2 separate regions of the Mus musculus genome follow, and region 2 is linked to region 1. Evidence: chromatin loops called from intact Hi-C (ENCODE). Cell type or tissue: heart. All regions are shown on one strand. Each heading gives the region's core, and the rest is flanking DNA. Links, peaks and the distances in the headings are about the cores only. Region 1 overlaps Lin28b (lin-28 homolog B (C. elegans)). Region 2 has its middle 15 kb from the start of Lin28b.

The links. Hi-C counts contacts between places; a loop is a spot of excess contacts. Peaks named below come from ENCODE experiments on the same cell type or tissue, not always from the same donor. Only the 100,000 strongest peaks of a DNase experiment are listed, where the experiment ranks them.
Region 2: it touches region 1 in a loop (5-fold over the local background); 3 of 42 quality-filtered maps call a loop at or near these places.

The regions. Positions count from the first base shown.
Region 1 is chr10:45,378,812-45,387,151 of GRCm38, forward strand. Lin28b (lin-28 homolog B (C. elegans)) reads right to left here. Exons shown (of 5, transcript NM_001031772.2): 5 at 1-2,620. The coding sequence ends at 2,254. Among named protein-coding and RNA genes, the nearest start is that of Bves, 47 kb to the left of the region's middle. In heart, for the core only: a CTCF peak has its summit at 3,213 (motif pointing right); no DNase peak of the experiment used is centred there.
Region 2 is chr10:45,480,748-45,489,087 of GRCm38, forward strand. It overlaps a transcript of Lin28b not described here. Among named protein-coding and RNA genes, the nearest start is that of Lin28b, 15 kb to the left of the region's middle. In heart, for the core only: a CTCF peak has its summit at 4,988; no DNase peak of the experiment used is centred there; H3K4me3 peaks cover 2,289 bases; H3K27ac peaks cover 1,551 bases; H3K27me3 peaks cover 303 bases.

The DNA of each region.
Region 1 (8,340 bases), core at 46-8,045:
TCTTTGTCCTGAGCATGTAATAGTGACACTATTTTCATATAAAAAATAAACTTTTAACCATAAGATAGGTTTGGTATGTGCTTTTAGTAAGTCGGTCTGGTTAGATGCTGAAAAGAAGTTGACTGCACCCATAAGGTCTATATTCAAGTGTTTCTGAATTTTCTACTTTCATTTGTTAAAATGACCTCAGCTCTTAAATTTTAAATGTAAACAGAATGTCCAGTTTTCAAGTCCATTATTTCCTATTTTGATAGTCAAGGAACTTTGGTTTGAGCGTTCAGAGTGACCTATCATATTTTGCTTGTACAACTGTTACCTTGCTCATTATACTTGGATGACCTTTGATTTGTCTACATAATTTAAATAAGCTTGAAATCCTCACGTAAGGCAAGGCAGCACTTCTCTATGGCTACATCACATTCAATATCGTCAAAGGTAAGCTCTGTATTACAGCACACTGACACTTCGGTAAAACACTATAGGAACTCTCATAAATACTGTCAAGCAATTCAAGCTACTCTGGAAAAGACTGGTAAGCTAGTCGGAGACACTTTCTTCTTCTAGTGGCTTGATGAAACCTTAGCACCACCCAACTCCCATGACAAGACACACAGGAGGAAGCGACTCCTCCGTAGAATGTGTCTCATGAGTCACGATGCTTTCTTGTTTGATTATCTGAGCTTATACCAACAGGCCCATATAGTTACAGCCAAAATTATGCACTGCAATCCCTTGGTACCTTCTTGAAGATGTTTCAAAAGTTTGCTCATGACATTTAGAACCAGGCTAACTCCATTCAAAAAACAAAAGAAAACAAAACATGATGGAAAACAGCCCAATACTACAATCAGTTCCTAGCCAATCTTAGCAAACTGAGAATCCATCTGAGAAGATCCTATAACTTGATCTGAGTGCTCATCCTGAATCTATCACACACCATACTTCCGCTTCTATACTCAAGGAACCTGCCATGGCATCAATATTATCATATAAAGTATTTCTAGCCACAGAACAGTGGGCACTTTGGTAACTCTGCTCCACTCATTCACTCTGCTGGCCATCAAACACTATTCTTTTTAGTATCAATCATGGGCTGTATCTATTGGGCAACTTAATTTTCATTCTAAGCCCCACTATTTTATTTCTATGCTGCTTTTGTTTGTTTTATAAACAGGTCTGAGGACTCTCCAGGGGAAATAAAAACAGCTACCAAAAATATACCCAAATAATTAAAATTTTCTCTAAGGCTTCAGTAGTAAGTAAGAGACCTTCCTGATCTAAGTGATGGTTCAAAAGCTACTTAGTCAAAGGAGGCTTCTGTTGCCACCATCCCTTAAAAACCTCAGAACCCTTGTAAAAGACCTAGCATCAAAATACCACTGAAAAGGACCATGTTACTATATACATTACCCTCCCCTTCATTTTTCTTAATAGCCATGTAATTTACAATCAAACAGAATAAAAGACACTGAAATATCAGCACAGGAAGTTCACATTCATTGTCTTTTCTGGAGCTACGTATCCAAGGATTAAAAGCTTATGGCAGTCGGAGGCATCTAGAGTTAAGTTACTACCTTCAAACAGGAGAAGACAGATAACAGCAACAGCAAAACACTCTATCAGCATCAAGATAGAGTTATGAATACAGACTTGGGAGGCACCAAGTATCCCAAAAGCCTTTAGTACCATTTGACTGGCAGCTCTGAGATCTGAAGTATGCTTTGGTTCACATGAAAGGTAACAGTCACGTGGTCATTTTTTACATAATATAAAAGAAGTAGTATTTAGAAAAAATTCCAAGGGTTAACTATGAAACCATCTCAAATGCTTCACATGGATTTTCAATGCTTAGAGATGCCCAATTATCTGAGGAAGAGTATGTGCTTTTATCTACATACACACACACACACACACACATACACACACACACACACACAAAGACAACCACAGATATATAAAAGTGTATATATATATGTGTGTGTGTGCCTGTACTCTTATGTGAAATCCTCACACATACATACAGATTCAAGTCTCCCCTCTCACTTATGCACATACTATATGTAGTATCTCAATTCTATAAAACATGACACCCTGCTTAAATGTAGTTTGCTTAAGAGTGATTTGTCTAATTAAGAACTTCCCAGTTCCTCAGCAGTAGTTAACATCCCGGCCGGCTGCTCTCTGTGGACCACTATTCCCCTGTGCTTGCATGAGGTAGACTTCCCGCCCGGGTGAAGGGAACACTGACAAGTACTAAGTCTTTTTCCGTTTCTGAATCAAAGGCCCCTTTTTGTTTTGCTCTCCTATTGCTGCAAACGCTTTCGTGGAAGAAACTTCTTGGGGTGACCTGTCTGAGTGCTCTGCCATTTCTGACTTCACCTCCTGAGGAAACAGTACTGTGCAGCCATGCCCCCCTCCCACTTCTCTTGGTGCCGCAGAGCTGCATGGCTGGGATTCTGCCTCCTGTCTTCCCTGAGAACTGGCGGGCAGCTGAGCGGCAAGCTTGTGTGGGCAGTTGGCCACCATGTGCATGATGCTCTGACAGTAATGGCACTTCTTTGGCTGAGGAGGTAGACTGCATTCTTTAGCATGATGGTCGAGACCACCACAGTTGTAGCATCTGCAAAGAAAAGAAAAAAAACAAAAACTTAAAAGTCGGTACTGTGTATCATTAATTTTAAAAAAATGTAGTGATCATTGAAATAATAATTTACATATATAAAATTTTAAATTACCAAAGTTCAAAAACTATCAATGAGATCAGTTTATTTTAATGTGACTTCTTTAAAGTATATATTATTTATACTGATTGCTTCAAAGATTATTATCACAAAAACATTCCAGCAACTTGATATAATTTAGTTCTGTTAAATACAACACCCAGTGAAAACACATGAAGCACAGTGTGGTAATTAATGTTTCCATATAGAAACTAGTCACTCACCCGGCACTGGTGTCGCACGCTTTTAATCCCAGCACTTGGGAGGCAGAGGCAGGTGGATTTCTGAGTTCGAGGCTAGCCTGGTCTATGGAGTCAGTTCCAGGAAAGCCAGGGCTACACAAAGAAACCCTGTCTCGAAAAACCAAAAATAAATAGATAGATAGATAGATAGATAGATAGATAGATAAATGAATAATAATAAAAAAATACCCCAAACCAAATCAAAAGCAAAAACTAGTTGCTCAAATTTAACAGGCTATCATGAAAGAATAGTTTAACCCACTAGATGGCAGTCAACAATAAACCAAAAACCTACCAGTTGGCTTTGAATATGAGGGAGAAGGAAGAAATCACTGGGAGTAGAGGGAGGGAGGGAGCTGGGTGGGAGAGGGGACAGGGAGGGGAAAAGGGGAACATGATCAGGTATTGGAGGGGAGAGAACAAGAGGACCAGCAGAAAGAAACAGAAAACCTGGGGGGGGGGGTGGCTCTATAATGTATCAGAGACCTGGGAGGTGAGAAACTCAGAACTCAAAGGGAGGGACCTTAGATGAAATGCTCTACAGTGGGGAGAGGGAACTTGTAGAGTCCACCTCCAGTAGAAGGTTCCTGTCTAAAAGAACTTCAGGGACAAAAATGGAGAAGAAACTGAGGGAAAGGAGGTCCAGTGACAGGCCCAAATTCAGAGCCAGCTCAAGGGGAGGCTCCAAGGCCTGACACTATTACTGAGGCTATGGAGTACTTACAGACAGGAGTCTACCATGGCTGTCCTCTGAGAGGCCCAACAAGCAGCTGACTGAGACAGATTCAGACACCAATGGATAAAAGCTGGGGACCCCTGTTGTTCAATTAGGGAAGAAGCTGAGGAGGAGGGAAACCCCATAGAAAGACCAGAGGTCTCAACTAACCTGGACCCCTGAAATCTCTCAGACACTGAGCCACCAACCAGGCACCATACACTAGCTGATACGAGGCCCCTGACACATACAACAGAGGACTGCCTGGTCTGACCCTAGTGAGAGAAGATGCAAGAGACTCGAGGCCCCAGAGAGTGGGGAGGCCTGGTGGGTTGGGGGAGTGGTGGGGACATCCTCTTGGGGACAGAGAAGAGGAATGCATGAGGGACCCTCTGAGGGCAGATCAGGAGGGGCAGAATGACGAGACTATAAAAAAAGATTAAAGAATAAATCTTTGCCACACTAGGAACTTACTTAGCATTTAGAAAAATTACAAACTGAATTGAGTTTTATGAGTTAAAGATTTCAGTATCTAATAGAACTGAAATAATTTTTGCTTTTGTATAAAATTTACAAGGAAAGTTGATACCTAAGCTGTCTACTAAAAAGGAGGAGGAAGAGGAGAAAGAGGAGGAGGATGCAGAGGAGGAGGAGGAGGAAGAGAAGAGGAAGAAGAGGAAGAGGAGGAGGAGACAGCGGAGGAGGAGGCTGAATCCTGTGTGAGGCGAGACACTGAATGTCCAGACCAGACACTGCTGAGAAGGAGCCTCCTAGGACTGAGCAGCCTCCCAAGGATGGAGGTTCAATCAATATGCCCTGATGCTAGTTTGCTGACTAGAAAAATTGACTTTTCTTTCTATAGAAATAACTTCCCATTAGAGTAAACTTTCCTAATCTGAAGTGAGCATAATGTCATTCTTATTTGTCATTTAAATTTGAAAGCACACTGGGGACAAGGACACGGGTTCTATACTAGATGCTAGAAAATCTAACTTCTAGCAACTGAGCAATGTATTTGCTCAGTTTCAATCATAATTGCTACTTTCATTTTTCAAAACAGTTTAAAAAATGGAGACATTAAGCACTCTTATTTTTAAAAGTTTTTTTTCTGAGTTTTAAAGATAGCATTTACTTTAGTAATTTATTCCAAATCAAGTGTCTTAAGGTTTTTAACTTTAAATCCCTTTCCAAGTACACTTATGATTCTACACTTCTAATTATAAATCAATATTTTTTTAAAAAATAAAGAAAAGAATGTGATAAATGTAAAAACTTGTTTCAGACCATGTAATGTCAAAACTTATGACTAATTACATTTGTATGTTTGAGAACACCAAACTTAAAAACTTACATTATTTTACATTTCAAAGATAAACTACTAGTTATTAGTAACTTAACAAGCAGTGTATGCCAGAGACTCAGTATTTTATTTTCTAGAGTCAGTTATAAAGAATGCAGGTTTTCTTCCAGCAGAAGCTAAGGTTGACCATCCGTTGTCTGCTTCTCTGTTGGTCAGTAGTATTTTACAGAGCGCGCAGAATGGGCTTCTATTCTTTGTAATAATCTATGGGTATTTATCTTAGTAGACTACATCATATTTTCAAAAGTAAAGAGAAAAGCCAAGAAATACAGTGTCCCAAATATTTGCTGCTTAAACGCACACTACAGTAAATGCACAAGAACTGCAATTCAGATACAGCATAAAAACAAAGGATTCAAAGTGGCAGCCCACGCTTGAAATTCAGACCCTCAAAAATACACTGCCATCTATGAACATGACCATATTACTTACATTACTCATAGTTCTCGTCTATAACGAGCAGTGAGATTCTTAAATTTGCCTTTGGCACACTCATAAAGCATCTTATTTTGCATTGCACTCACATCTGAGGCCAGTGTACAGCCAGGAGATCATTTTCAAAGGTGGCAAATAGGTGAGGATACGTGACAGCACGGTTTCTCACACGCACACCAGTCCCAGTCACCGTGGGGGACATAGTGCCTCATCCACTTCAGGGAACCACTCTGCCCACTCACTCAACAAGGGCCTGCGTGTCAGATTTCATGCTTACAGATGGAGTCTGAGAGCATCATGCTTTGTACGTCTGGTTGTAAAAGTGATTTTAAAGACAAATAATAATTTTAGTTTCCGTGTACTTAAATGTGTATATTTACTTGTGTGACTTTTCACATGATGTTAACACTGTGTTAACATTAGGCCCCATTTCCTTTCCTTTCACATTGGAAGATTAGCACTCACTGTAAAAACAGCATTATTTATTCTCCTCCTCTATTTAATCATTCAACATCAATTGCTCTTACTAAGAATGCAGATCCTGGTTCCTTATGAAACCCAGATTCTATCCCAATTGACTGACACCAAAATGCTAACGCTCAGCTCCCAGGTGACGCCACAGCCACACAGGTGAAACCTGATGGATGAGCTTCTGGACCTTTGTCCATACTCCACACTTCTCCAAATCAGTCTGGTTTTGTTAATTTGAGTGGAGTTTATATTACAATGTGGGTATCAAAATGCTAAATGTACCATTATAAAGCTACATACCTAACAAATGCCAGGATGGAGTGTGTCATGATCAAAGGACTATACTAAGAAAACTACAGTCATAGTTTGTAATAAATTCCAATAGCTTGGCCTAAAAGTTAAAATGTTCTGTTTGCCTGGCACGTAGGCCTTGGGACAGATATCACCAGGGTTTTAAAAAATTAAACCAAACAAATCATCTATGTTCAGTGTGTTACAAATGGGAGCCAAAGGCACAAAGGAGACTTTTTTCCACATTAAGCATAAAGATTACCAAAAATGACCACATTAATTTTAGAACACTATTAAGTTCTTACTGGAATCATTGATAGATACTACAATTCCAATGAGTTAGTATACATTCTTTAAGTATTATTTATTATAGTTTAGAAGATTTTAAAGATGAAATATAAATTTAGAGTCAACCTTTTAAGACTACAAAATTACAATTAAAATTTCTAATTGAAAGAATTATATCAGCAGATGGAGAGAAGACCTAAGATTGCAAAAATAAACAAAAAACTCACAAATCTCTTAGGCCTTTACAGTCATTTACTTCATCACATTATGAAATAAGCACTTGTATATGTATATGCATTGTATATATCCAAATTTCTGATGCTTCTGTTTTAAAATTAGAACTTTGATTCAAAAATCGGAGTTCAGATGTAACTATTACTCCTAGGAAATTTATTTTCATCAAAATAAATTATTAAGAAAATCCTATTTTCTTTTTTTAGAAAAGATTTATTTCTGAGGCTGAAGAGATGGGTCAGTGGATTCTAGTTCAGCCCTCCATTGTCCATGCTGAGACATCACGATTTCTTGGAACTCTTGCTCCAGAGCATGGGACACTTGTTGCCTCTACTAGCAGCTGAACTCACTTGCACAGACCCATACATACCCACAGAACTAAAAGAACATCTTCCAAAAGATGTTTTTACTTATGTGTATGCATGCCTTAATCTCAGCACTTGGGAGGCAGAGAGAGGTGGATCTCTGTGAGTTTGAGGGCAGTCTGATCTAAGAAGCAAGTTCTAAAATAGCAAGGGCTACACAAAGAAACCCTGCCTTGTGGGCTAAAAACAGATTGTAAGTCAAAGCTCTAGTTGATACACAATAGCTGATGCTGTCAGACTGACTCAACAATTCTGGCCAGAAGAGAAGACTGACATCAAGGCAAGGCTGTCTGAAGGAATCACAAATAAATTCTGCTGGCTAGAGTGAATATAAATTGGGATTGCCTTTCTTGAAGAACAATTTAACAGCAAATTAATACATATACCCCATGCTAACAACTGTAGCTGTAGGAACTGGCCTCATATTCACCATAGTGAGAAGCACAAATATTGTGAACTAAAGCTTTGTCCATACAAAGTTAGAAAAGTAAACAATAATAAGAACAAATGCTTTCAGGAAAACCAGGTGGTCTGGCTAGAGTATAAAAGAGTAAAGTACTAAGCTACGTATACAATATATAAAACTACTTAGATACAGAGGTAGATATATCTATATACAGTGATATGGAGAAATCTCCAAGACAAATTATTCATTAAAAATTAAATACAATCAATAAAATATACTCACCTTTATGCTTTATACATATTATACATGATTAAATAACTTTATGTGTTTTAAGTGAATGGCAAGATGGTGAAGGATAAATGATTACAAAACAGTGTCAGTATCTGCCAAGGTAGTTAGTAAGGCAGTGTTTCATTCCTCCATGAGATGCTATAGCTCCCTTTTAAAATAGCCAAAGAATCAATATATGTTGTTTGTATAATGAAAAAGAAAGCAATTGAAATTATGAAATTTATTTCTATTTTATAATTTGACTTTCACTATTATTCCCAGTGGTGACAGGACTACTTTATAACAGTAGTCCAAAAATCTTGGAAACTCTTTTTAAAATACTAACATCTAGGTACAGACCCATCAAGTCAAAACCTTTGATCATGCAGGCAGCAGCTATTTGAATTCCAAGTCTCTATACTAATAATGACTGTATTAGGGATCCTATAACAAATATGGTCAGGAACAAAAGAAGCAGAGATGGGAGAGAGAGAAGGGAAGGAAGGTAGGAAGGGGTTAAGTGCTTGTAATTGTTTCTTTCAT
Region 2 (8,340 bases), core at 208-8,207, 100 kb after region 1:
TTAAACGTAAAATTGAAGAATTGTATCAAAATGTACTATCAAAATATTCTTAGGTCATACTCTTAAAAATGTTTAATAGTTAAAAATCATACTTTAATAATTTGTTACAAATTTAGTCAACAGACAAAATTCAAGTCCTACATAAAATCAGAATAAATTACCTTGTAACTTAATAGCCTACTAATTTTAGTAATAATTGGACACATCATGTATGTTATATATCAATCGTACAAAGGTAAAGACTTTAACATTCTAAAATGAAACACAAATACATGTAGTTTCACAGTTTAAAAAAAATCTTAGGTTACTGAAATTTTAGGACAAGAAAATGTCATAAAACATTTAAAAATTAAACTAAGAGTAGAGAATTTTGTTACCTATGGAAAAACATCACATTATTTTTCATATGTGCAAAGTATCCAAGTTAACTTATGAGAGCAATATTTATAATATTGCTGAATCAGAACGATTAATGTAACTTGTCAGTTATTTTGCAAGCTGAAATTTTACTGGCTTCATGTCTACCACCTCTTCAAAGGCTGTAATAAATAATTCAAATAAATAATTCAATCTAGGAATTTAAAACTTCATTCAACCAGCATACTGTCAAGCCTATGTGAAGGTAATGATAGTGTTACAACTGCTAATTGCTAAACAACTCTAAATTAAATGTAAACAATACAGTTGAGTTACAATACAAATGGGATATAGCAAAATGGTTTTTCTAATGCAAATATATGTACTTTCTAACAATGAAATAATAGTTTTATAACAGCTCAAAAGTCACATTAAAAGAAGAAAAAAACTGCAAAATTTGTTTCAGATGAAAGAGAAAATCAAACAGTGACAAGCTAGCTAGTAACAGGATTTTGAAGGCCCAGATTGTCTTTAAAATAGCTTCCTTTAGATTACACAAAGTGATTCCAAGTAAAACTGAATGGCTCTATGTAATTACAATGTTAGCAACATTTTATTTGACATATTTTTAGTTTTAATATACATTAATGCTTAAACTATTATGCTACCAGAGACAAAGTTAAATACTAGAACTTTTAGCATCCTCTAAATAGCTTGATTATTAAAAAACATTCTAGTTTAATAAAAACATGCTTGTGGTTATATTACTGACAATGAACTAATATGTTACTATATCATATTATATAAAAATCAATAGCATTTTAATTAACAGAGGTGAAACCGGGACTACTTTTTTCCTTTACAGATTTCTAAAATTTTTTTTTTTTTTTTTTTTTTTTTTTTTTAAAGATTTATTTATTTATTATATGTAAGTACACTGTAGCTGTCTTCAGACACTCCAGAAGAGGGCATCAGATCTCATTACGGGTGGTTGTGAGCCACCATGTGGTTGCTGGGATTTGAACTTCGGACCTTTGGAAGAACAGTCGGGTGCTCTTACCCACTGAGCCATCTCGCCAGCCCCCTGATTTCTAAAATTTTTAGTCTGCCAAAACATATCCTTCGTATGTAGTTCAAAATATTGTAATTGAAATGTTTTTGAAAAATTTGATAACTACTGCATAGATTATCTGAAAAACAAAAAAAAAGTAGCATTGTAACTCTGACATTCATAAATATGCAAATGCAACACTGGGTGGAAATATCTGAACAATCTGAAACATGTTCTTCCATCATTGGAACTAGCCATTCAACACCAGGTCTTTTTTCTATATAATTAAGCTTTTGTTCAAACATGGAAGAAGAAGAAGAAGAAGAAGAAGAAGAAGAAGAAGAAGAAGAAGAAGAAGAAGAAGAAGAAGAAGAAGAAGAAGAAGAAAACCTAGAAGCTGAATGCTTGAAAATGAGCCATATGCCCTTTGTCTTGGTTTGTCACCTTTGACCCTTAATTTGATCCTGCATATCAATTCATTCTATTTTTAGAAAATAATGTCAAAGTTCTATGCTTAAAATAGTACTTTTCTTGCTGCAATAATGAATTTGTTCATTACACAATCCTCTTCAGGTAATCTTGACAGTTTCTCACATCCTTCCTCCTGTCTCACAACGTAGAACTCCAGCATTATCAATCACTGTGACCACTTAAACTCTGATGTCTGTCTTGCCTCTAACAACATAAACTTCCCTGAAGTGCTAGATCAAGACAATCTCAAAATTTATATTCTTTTGGAAATTGTTCATATTGTTACTTCTAAATAGGACTTATTTCACATATAGTTTTTAGTTTGGTATTTGATAACCACACATTATGATACTGATTTTTATGGTGCCAAAATATAAACCTCAATCAAACTCGCAAATAAAAACTGATGTACAGCCTTGCACTACCATCAACTAAAATCACAGTTTGGGGGTTAAATTCATTGGTTGGCTAAACTAGTTTTAAAGTTTTGTTGTCAGGAAGTGACAGCTTTCAGAAAATGAGAAAATCTCTAGCACTGATCCTACTTATTTTATACTATTATTCAAAACCAATGCAGAACAGTAAATTAATATACCTTGGGAATAAATTGTCTTTATCATATCTTCTGATTTACAGTCCAATTGGGTAAAAATTCATTAAATGAAAAAAATATATAACACAAATATACAAATTTCTCCTTGAACCGCCACACAATTTCTGTGTACAGTTTTCAGGTAGATTGACTAGGGAACAATATGGCTGTCTTGGTTCAGCACTGTGGTCAGCGACTTCATAGACTCACCCTGTCAGAGGTTCAGCACAATACCATTAAGCATATGCATGGTAAGTTTTCAAACCAATATAACCCTATAAATCACATTTCTAGATATGGATGAGTAAATCAATTTTATATATCTATATATAAAGAATTCTCATTGTTCTGCTTGGCAGCAAGAAATGTTTGCTTACCTTGTAATTTATCAAAAACAGTGATTGTTTATAAAGAAAATGCATTACCTTTAAAGGACAAGAAAAGCAAGTATTGGTTCTAAAGCCTTTAAATACAACATCTTTAACCTTTTGGTAATTTTAAGACAAAAGAAAATTCTAAAATAGACCAAATAACCCTTTACCTACTGAAATACTTTAATGTTCCTTTCACGATAAGGAGCTTTAATAATGACCTCTAAGTTGACTCATCTCCATATTTCTATTTTTATCTTAATCAACTATGAACTAAGATGTATATAAGTCATCTCCTGATCAGAGCTTGGGAAAATGTGGTATCACTCCAACTATTTTGAAGATACCAGTCCCTGCACCTATAGAATGCCATGAATATACCTTTTGTTTAGGAGTGGATTTTCTCTTCTATTAATGAATTTTAAAGTAGTATAGCAATCTGTTATGAAATCCAAACGTGACCAGATCAGATACCAATAAAGATTAAAGTTTCAAACAGGTAAGACAAGACCCACCTACCTCTTCTTTCATCAGAGTCAATACAAAAACTAAACTTTTATCCACGGCTTTACTCAAAGTTTAGTGGGTTTGGGAAGTTACATGTGCAACGCCCTTTAAAATAAGTCATCCTGAAAACTAAGCATAGGTGTTTTGGATCTCAATGTGCTTTATTTACAATGACTCTGGTTCAGAGTATTTTGTATTTACCTCAAGTTTAATTTCACAACAAATTTTTCATTCTTTCTCAAAGAAGTTTGGTTACAGAACATATATTAAAATACACTCTTATTATTTGAAAAGGGTAAAAGGGTCATATAATCATCAGATCACTGGTCCTAAATCTATTGCAAAGTATTCATAAACAGTTCATTCATATTAGCAATCTGCACTAAATATATGAAATTCCTTAAACACTTAAGATATTTTATTATCAAGAAACAAATCAGCTGATCCTACTTGTAAATCAGGAAACTCTAAAAATCTTCACTCATGAAAATCTTCCTTCCCTTGTTAAAAGCCTGTGGCAGTTTAATTCCTCGAGGTCTTTAAGAAACCAGGTACATTTACACTTCAGTAGTTCATATACATAAAGAGAAATAAACATTATTATTTAATAAAAATATTTCTCTGAGAACTCTCAACATGAACTAGGAACTTATTACTAATTTAAATGGAAATTGTTATATCATATTCTTTTGAAATGAATTAACGTACAGTCTAATTCAGTTCTATCAAATCTCAAATACTGAGGAGAAAGATGTCATCTCACCAATTTACATTTATTAAAATTACAAAATTGACACATTTCCAAGGACTTGGATTGCTAAAGGTTTACTTTAAAGATCTATCTGATAAGATCGTGACATTTTATTTACTATTTATTTTATTAATTTACTGTTAGACTTTAACATTTGTTTTAAAAGGCCATTTTTCATTAGTGGTCAGCTAAATGTTAAACACACAAAAATAAAACATCATAATTTTGTGATAGGTGAAGAAAAAATTATTTTTAGTTTTCCAGAAATATTGTAAAATGTTTTACATCATTATAATACTAGATAGATGTCACTGCCACCTCACTACTACAATATTTTTGACAAAAAAAAAAAAATCCCTACAATAATAAGAGAACACGATGTATTTTCTCTTGCGTTTACAATTCTAACCATAAAAATATTTCCGGGAGAAATTACGTCTGTGAACAGTAATATTACACGACAGCTTAAAACCTACATATAAAAACAAACCCATAGAAAGGACCTCAAGGAAACACTGGCACGTAAGATTTCATCCTGCTACGTGAAACAATCCAAAATGGCGGACTTACTATTACTTACATTTAAGATATTTGCCAATAAGGGAACTAAATGCATATTGCAAGATGTTGCTCGGAAACTCTTAATATTTATCAATTAAAAAAAGTTTTCGGAGTACAAATCCTCATCAAGAACCCGCATCCACTTCTCGCAGTTAACGCTGCTGCATTTCTTCCCCGGTTTTATCCTTTTTTCCAACACCACCGACGTCTGTTTCCCTCGCATCTCTTCCCATCCTGAATTCTAATTCACAAACTGAAGTCACCCAGCCAGCCCGAGCGCGAAGGCTACCCGACGCCCGCCGGTACAAAGCGGCCGGGCGTGCGGCGAGCGCGGAGGGCAGGTGCGCTCGCCCCCTGGCGGGAGCCCGCACTCGAGGAGCCCGCACCGCGGGGCGAGCCGCCGAGACCCCAGCCCGCACCGCCCGCGCCACCCACTCCGAGCCCGCCCGAGCCGCGCACGGCGAGCCCGGGCGGCCGCGCTGACCGCACCGCGCCCACCCGCGCCCAGAGCAGGGACCCCCAAGGTGTGAACCCGGAAGTACAAGCACGGCCCGCGCCTGGAGCGAGAGAGCGGGAGGACGGCGGGCTGCGGCGCTCCGTCCCGCACGGCAACTTGTCGCGGGACCTGTCACACCCGCCGCTCCGCGCCACGCCGCGCGGCCCTTCCGCTCTCCTCTCTCCCTCCCTCCCCACGCTGGCGCCTCAGCGCCCCGCTCCTCAGCTCCCAGCTCCGCTCGACGTTGCTCACGTGCGACACCCGCACCCGCGCGCACCCCGGGTCCGCGCCCGCGTCCTCGCCCGCGCGGCCGGCTGCTTACCTCCGCGGCCTCATGGTCGTGCTGCCCGGCGCGCTGGCGGAGGGGAGAGAGAGAAAGGGCGGCGGCGGCCGCCGCGAGCCTGTCACTTCCTGACGGAGCTCGGCCGCGAGGGCCGGCGCATGGCGAGCCGGAGGGCTGTGCGCGCCGAGTGCCAGGGACCGGGCGGCGTGGGGGCCCGAGCGGCTCGACCCGAGCCCTGCGTCAGGCCGAGGCTCGCGCACACCTGCCCGCCGCCGCTCCGAGCCGCGTCATTGGCTGCCCGCGCCCAGCGCGCGAGATTGAACCTTCCATTCATTCCGGGGGCCGGGCGTGCGCGCGCCGCCGCCCCGGGACTCCTGCCCCGAGCGCGCGCGAGCACGCGCTCCCACCCGACCCCCATCTCCTGACCCGCTCAGGCGCGTCCCCGAGGGCCTGGGGCGCTCACGGCCCGCGGCTCCGCGGTTCTTCGGGAAGCTTCCAGAGCCGCGGCCTTTCTCTCCGCGTCCTGTCGCGCGCCCCGTGGGTCGCAGGGAGCACGCGCGATGGAGGCAGCGGGCGCACTCTCCGGCTCAGTCCCGCACTCGGTACCCGGGAAAATAAGGATGCGCGTTGGCCGTAGCCGGCGCCTCGGGTCGGCTGCGCAGGGGCGAGCCTGCCTAACCGTGCAGTTTGGGGCAGTAAGGACAAAGTGCATCTGATCTGAATCCAATGAGCTGCATCCACCAAGTCAGAACTTCGAGGGACCTGGCATCCTCTGTGCCTAGTAAAATGTATATTCGACCCCCAATTCTGTTCGACTTAGTAATTGTCCCATAGCAAGCCCTTAAGTCGGCGGCCAGAAACGAGGCTGTGTGTGTAGTCCGGGTATAGTGTCCCACATTACTGCTGTCGCTCCTGTTTTATTTCTAGTATTTCTTAGTTCTCTCTTGTCAGCAAGTCCTCATTCCACTCTCACAATGATAGTCAGCCAGCTGCAAAAAACATACACAGACATTTAGCCTTGAGAACCGACTATTACTTGGAATTAAGAAAAACAGATGAAATATTTCACAAAACCAGTTTTGTTCAAAATTAAAGTTGTAAAACTTTGAAAATGACAACAAAGGCTGACTAACTGCATGGCGCCCTCACTTAAATCACCAAACCATTGCTATGTCTATAGTCTTTGAATGTCTGGTCTGGGATTCAGATCTCATTTCAACTATTTGCAGCATTGCCTTCCAGGACAGGGCATTTCTGGTTTAATGGGTAAGATACATCAGAAAGCTGATCGGAATTTAAATCCTATTGTGATTCCTCTAAGAATTAACCAATTGACTCCTTTGAACTCATACCCAAGATAGTGTCTGCTTCTCCCTTGAGTCAGTGGAATGTGATTTATGATAAAAGATACCTTGTCATTGGCAAATACATGAAGCATTTCTTACATAACTTACAGAGAACAGAGGTTTCTATTCCTTAATCTCTCTCTCTCTCTCTCTCTCTCTCTCTCTCTCTCTCTCTGTGTGTGTGTGTGTGTGTGTGTGTGTGTGTGTGTGTGTGTTCAAGCATGTGGAGGTCAGAGGACACCAGACAGGGGTCAGTTCTCTCCTTACACCATATGGGTGACAGAAATTGAACTCAAGTTGGAGGAATTGGCCGCAAGCACCATCATCCTCAGAGCCATCTCACCTGCCTAAAAGATTCTTTTAGCAGCAATACTTAAAATCATTGTGTCCTTTAATTGTAGATGCTCTGTTATAACGCAATGTTACTTTGCAATATGATTTTAAAGATAGAGGAAGGGATGCAAATGTGATTATTAAAATGAAAAAACAAAGCTATTAATTATTTTATTACCATATGAAATGTGACATACTGACTTAGCACTATAGCAATTTCTATTTATGTGTGGTATCTACAAATGATATACATATAGAATGAACTTCGTTTTTAAATAACTTTTAAAGGGCAACACTTTCAGTACAATTTAGGTGTGTTAGGTATATATGTGATAGCCGTTTAGTCCTAAGAAGAGTCTGACATAAACCAAAATACATTAAGATGTAACCCAGAGTTGATATCTTAAGTAACCAACACAAGTCGAGTTTTTTTGTTTGTTTATGTCAAGTCATAGCATTATACTGCTGTCACAGAAGTGAAAACTAAAATTAAGATTTTAGTTTATTAATTCATGTTGGGTATTAGGGAAAGATTGTAGACTTGAGTTAAAAAAAAAAAAAAAAAAAAAAAAAAACCTTCTAAGGAATATTTCAACAAGACCAAAGCAGATTAAAAAGTCGAAAGACAGGACTCTGGAGAACTCTTTCTAAAGATGGATATTTTGAATTGGAGTCATGATGATAACTTGCTTTGCTCATAGAATGACCTCTAATAATTATTCCCAGAGATTGTTGACATGGTCTCTCTTAGCCTTAGTTTTGCTTGCCTACAACAGTTTATATAGGAGCGCAAAAGAAGTAGATATGTTTAAGTTATACATTCACTTGGACTACATTTAAAATAATCAGCAAGGCATTTAAGAACTCGGAAGTGCAGCATGTTGTATCTCTCCGGCCCTTTACTTTCTATGATTGGCAAAGTAAATCCCAGACACCATGTCATTTTACTAAGAAATGACAAGTGCTGCTTTACTGTTGAAAAGTTAGGCTTTTTACATGTTTTTCCTACTCTGAAACATTTTTGAAATGAGGGTTTACAAGTAACATTTTGATGGAGAGGAGAGCTATAACAAGAGAAATCTGTTGTCCCACAATCATGGGAATGAGCTGTCTGGAATAAAGGTGCGTCCAGATCAGCTCCTCACTGGGCTGTAGGGGAGGCTCCTTTCCCAGCCTCTCCTTGCTTGCTGCAGATGTTGCTTGGCTGGCAAATAGCTTTTT